2 separate regions of the Homo sapiens genome follow, and region 1 is linked to region 2. Evidence: read pairs that join two places in POLR2A ChIA-PET (ENCODE). Cell type or tissue: GM12878. All regions are shown on one strand. Region 1 overlaps SH3KBP1 (SH3 domain containing kinase binding protein 1). Region 2 overlaps SH3KBP1 (SH3 domain containing kinase binding protein 1).

Region 1 (2,500 bases), 52 kb after region 2:
TCAAGTGATCCTCCCACCTCAGCCTCCTGAGTAGTTGGGACTACAGGCGCGTACCACCACATCTAGCTAATTTTTTGTTGTTGTCTTTTGAGACAGAGTCTCTCTCTTTCACCCAGGCTGGAGTGCAGTGGTGCGATTTTGGCTCACAGCAACCTCCGCCTCCCGGGCTCAAGCGATTCTCCTTCCTCAGCCTCCTGAGTATCTGGGACTACAGGCGTGCACTAACACACCTGGCTAATTTTTGTATTGTTTGTAGAGACAAGGTTTCACCATGTTGCCCAAGCTGGTCTTGAATTCCTGAGCTCAGGTGATCCGCCCACCTTGTCTTCCCAATGTGCTGGGATTACAGGTATGAGCCACCATGCCCAGCCCCAGCTATTTTTTTTTTTTTTTTTTTTGTAGAGACGGGGTCTCACTATGTTGCCCAGGCTGGTCTCAAACTCCTGGGCTCAAGCAATCCTCCTGCCTCAGCCTCCCAATGTGCTGGGATTACAGGTGTGAGCCACTATGCTGGCCAAGTTCTTTCTTGAAGGAACATATGGGCAGTACATCTTTAGGGCTACCCAGAAGACATTTTGTTTCACTTTAGCTTCTTAACTCACAAAGGGATATGAAATAGTATATTGCCCCACTCGCAGGCTAAGGGGTAAATTTCATCATCTTTATGCCACTGAGGGAGATGAGATAAATTCTTGAGGAGAGTTCAGGGAGAGTGAAGGTGAAGATGTGAAAGTCTCTTTAATGTGTAGTCACAACATGTACTAGCACAAAAGTCACACAAACACACAGTTATTTGTGGAATGAGGTGTATGAAGTCAGCCCGTTTTTGCTCTTAGCTGTCTATTTTGCTCGTCATGAAGGAGAGCTTTTCATTATTGTCATACTTCCTCTGGGACCACCAGGATTTTCTCATGAAGACTAACAAAGAGATGATATCATGTGTCTGGGAGTCAGGGTGAAAAACAAAGTGGGCTTGCCTGAGTTTGTAAGCTGAGAAGTTGTCCGAGTCAAACCACATCCTGCCCTGGGTTTCTAGAGGCAGGTGGTCCCAGATGGAGACCCAGAGCGGGAGGAACTGTGCCAATGCTTTCCTAAGAGCCATGCTCAGTTCCCAGGAGGTGTGGGGGAGGCCCTGGTGACTATGTCCTCTTTACACTGAAGTTTTCTTCTAGGGAGGCCACAACTCACTGGTTGCCAGTAAAGGTTGTGAAGTTGGTTCCAGTTCCAGTTGTGGCTGTGCTGTGAACCAGCTGTGCCACTGGTGGCCATGCTGAAGCTCTTGGGGTTGTACTTTTCCTGGCTGTCAAACGAAGCCATGGTCAAGGTCTGAGATAGCTAGTGCAGGTAGGTAGTATCGGCGCAGTGGGGGCCAAGTCAAAACCAAAGAGGGACTGTTTTTGCGTATCATGGAAGAAAAAGTAAATTAACATTAAAACCATGTTTAAAATATTTATTAGATGTACATTTTAGTTGTGATTATACTACAACATAATTGGAATTGATGAAGTATTAACATGTGAACATATTCTTAGCAAAGCTGGACATGTTTGGAGAGTACCTTGTCAAGAGTGTGATGCCTGCTGCCGAAGGCTTCGGTCCAGTGGGATTTGCTTTCTGACCAGATAAGATTTTATCTAAGAGACAACATCCAAAATCAATAGGCTGACAGATTATTGGTAAAAGATACATTACAGCTGTTTAAAACCATAAACGCTATCAAGTTCTAACTGCTAAGCCTGTAGTCATATTGTAATATCGGGACCCTCATGGGCACAGATATGAAAGGAATCAGGATGGTAGCTGTCGTTCTGTAATTGCTGTTTAACAGCCTGGCTTATATTCATGATTCAATCTTTTTTTGTTTTTTTCTTGCTTCCACAATTCAATCCTTATTTCTGTAAGCTGCAAAATCGTGAGTGTGCGCACAAGTTTTTTTCTCCCCCGGTCTTGAAACTGGAATAATTGCCAATCTGCTTATTAAAAAAATACATCTGCCCTATGAAAGTAGTTTCAGCTACTCTGTGTTAAATGAGTGATTATGACATTGGGCTCTGGTGGCACGTAATACTAATGCTGAAACGCTTGAATATGGAGGTTAGTGTGGTTTCAGATGTTGAGAAATCACTTCTTTGTGCTTATTGACATTTTTCCAAGGACTGCTCTGTTATTTGGCTTAAAATGTCACATGACAGCTGATCTCTTTGGTGCATATAATCCATGCAATTATAGTGTGAGCTTCTGCTGTCAGTGGTGGTTAAAAATCCATATACCTCACTCCTTTTTTAGCCTCTGATTTTTTTTAATTCAATTTAACTCATCCTTTTATTTTAAAACTTGAATTTGAATGGGTTCCATTAACAGATATTTTAAGGTGACAATCAAGTCTAGGGCGCTGCCAGCTTGAAGCTGAACACAGTCCCTAGCCCTCAAGCTGGATGTGAGATCTAATTTAGGGCATGTTGCAATGCAGAGATGTAGCTGATTTGTAAACAGCCCTTGT
Region 2 (2,500 bases):
TTCCTTTTTGGAAACTCTAAGGAAAATCCCGTTCCCTTCCATTTCCCATCTTCTAGAGGCAGCCCGTATTCCTTGGCTCATGACCCCTTCCTCCATCTTCAAAGCCACCAACAGTGACCCAGGTCCTTTTCAGGTTGTGTCACTTGATCTTCTCTCCTGTGCCCCCGCTCTCTTTTTAAGAACCCTTGTGGGTACATTGGGTCCACCTGGATAATCCAGGCGACTCTTCCTTTTGTAAGGCCAGCTGATGAGCAACCTTAATTCCATCTGCAACTTTCATTCCCTTTTGCTTGGGATTGGGATGTGGAAATCTTTGCAGGGGGTGGGGGGGTGTTGTTCTGCCAATCCACACCAGGGACTTTGTTTTCCTAAATCTCCATGTCGGGTAGGGCCAAAGGGGCAATCATTTTGGTGGCAGCCTACGTGGAAGATGGCTTCTATATTTGCAGAGTTTCAGGAAGTTGAGAGGGTTTCTCTTAGACCACTAGACTGTGAAGTTTGTCAGATACCTTGTTTCTCTGTAGGGTGGTCCTGGAGTTTTGATGATCCCAGCTGAGACTCTTACCAGGGGCTGCTAGAGCCTGGGGATGGATGGCTGTGAAGGGGAGCAGGGAGTTAGGATGACTGGTAGCAGCTGGGCTGGCCAGCGAGCGAGGAATGAGGAAGCAGGGGGATGAGGACAGGAAATGATAGACGAGTCTGCCCCTTGGGAGAGAGAAAATAGAAGATGGGGTTGATTACATCTGGCCCCAAAGAAAATAAAAGCATGGGCTTTTTTGTTTGTAGGCTTTGTGATTGATTCTACTGTTGAGTCAACTTAGACGCTGGGCTAAACAAATTTATTTGCTTACTTTTTGGACATCCAGTGCACTCTTGCCACTAAAAGCCTCAGGGGTTCATTGTGGCCACTTGGTGTCCCGAGGGAGGTTGGGGGGTGTTGGGTGTCACTGTCCAAACAACTCTCTCTGGAGAGAGCAGCAGCCCAGCTGGGGACCCCGTCCCAGGAGGGCTCTGCTCTGGAGAATGTAAACCGGTCTGGTACAGGCTCACAGAGCCTTAAATGTGTTCTCAAGAATTCTAACAAATAATCTGTTGTGAACTTAAACTGGTTTGGACTTTGAAGAACTGACAAGTTCTTTTGAGAAATAGTACGTGGGAGCTTTGTGCATCCTTTCCCACGGTCCCATGACTGGGAGGTATGTTACAGTGAAAGCAAGTCTCAGACACGTTTTGGCCACTCATTCAGACACTTGTTAGTAAGCAGGCATGAAGAGAGCCCTGCTTTAGCTGGGCGTGGTGGCACATACCTATAGTCCCTGTTACTTGGGAGGCTGAGGTGGAAGGATTACTTGAGCTCAGGAGTTCAAGGCTGTAGTGAGCTATGATCCTGTCACTGTACTCCAGCCTGGGCAACAGAGCAAGACCCTGTCTCTTTAAAAAAAAAAGAGAGCACACTGCAGTCTGTTTTGTAAGCTCAGCAAAGCTTGAGCCCTCTGGCCGGGCCCCTTTTGGGAAAGAGACATTCAAGGCAGATGCCACTGTATTCCAGTGCCGGGATTCAGCTAACCCCCAGGGAGGGGACAGGGTCCTCCTTTAGTGGTTGACAATGGCCCCTGACAGTCCTGGGCCTCTTCTCTGAAGGGGGCAGACTGCTGTTATTTCTAGATTCTTTTGTGCGGTTCTTCTGAGGATGGAGATGGTGGCACAATATTTTCACCCAATTCCTAGAGCAGAGGGCCACTGCTTGTTTTCATCATGCTAATTAACCAACTCTGGTGCAAATGGACTCTGATTAGTCTTTCAAATGCTGATCCACCATCCCTGGAGTGCTTGTTTTTCATTTGGATACTTCAATTGTGAGCTGACCTCTTTTAGGATAAGGATCAAAGCCAAGTAATACAGAGCTATATGAGGAGACTTCAACAAGTTCATGGAAAATGGGTATTATGAAAAAACTATTCATGGATTTAAATTTTTTTTTTTTTGCACCAAAATAAACTCACACTAACTTGGCTGTAACATGTCTGAATAGTATCTAGTTTGAGGCACTAAGAAAGATAAGACACCAGTTTGGAAAGAGCCCCTATCAGAGCAACATGAATTCTGCTAAAATTGAAGCAAGAACAAACACCAAACTTATAGTGAAGCTTGAGTGGAAGAATGGTGAAATAACTGATGCTTTACACAAAATTTATGGGGACAATATTCCAAAGAAATTAGCAGTTTACAAATAGATAGCTCATTTTAAGAAAGGACAAAACAATGTTGAAGATAAGGTCTGCAGCGGCAGACTATCCATATCAATTTTCGAGGAAAAAATTTATCTTGTTTATGCCCTAATAGAAGAGGACTGACAATTAACAACAGAAACAATAGCCAACACCACAGACATCTCAATTGGTTCAGCTCACACAATTCTGACTGAAAAATTAAAACCGAGCAAATTCAATGGGTGGCAAAACCATTGCTCCCAGATCAGGTGCAAACAAGAGCGGAGCTT

What was found. ChIA-PET counts read pairs that join two places held together with the same protein. Peaks named below come from ENCODE experiments on the same cell type or tissue, not always from the same donor. Only the 100,000 strongest peaks of a DNase experiment are listed, where the experiment ranks them.
Region 1: POLR2A ChIA-PET joins it to region 2 with 9 read pairs; 8 of 35 experiments call an interaction of 5 or more read pairs at or near these places.

What each region holds. Positions count from the first base shown.
Region 1 is chrX:19,810,564-19,813,063 of GRCh38, reverse strand. The region is part of intron 2 of SH3KBP1 (SH3 domain containing kinase binding protein 1); the gene reads left to right. Among named protein-coding and RNA genes, the nearest start is that of SH3KBP1, 76 kb to the left of the region's middle. RefSeq lists an enhancer at 882-931. In GM12878, no CTCF peak of the experiment used is centred here; a DNase peak (open chromatin) is centred at 959; H3K27ac peaks cover 2,369 bases.
Region 2 is chrX:19,862,148-19,864,647 of GRCh38, reverse strand. The region is part of intron 1 of SH3KBP1 (SH3 domain containing kinase binding protein 1); the gene reads left to right. Among named protein-coding and RNA genes, the nearest start is that of SH3KBP1, 24 kb to the left of the region's middle. RefSeq lists enhancers at 522-571, 942-1,241, 1,486-2,092. In GM12878, no CTCF peak of the experiment used is centred here; a DNase peak (open chromatin) is centred at 1,077; H3K4me3 peaks cover 1,263 bases; H3K27ac peaks cover 2,500 bases.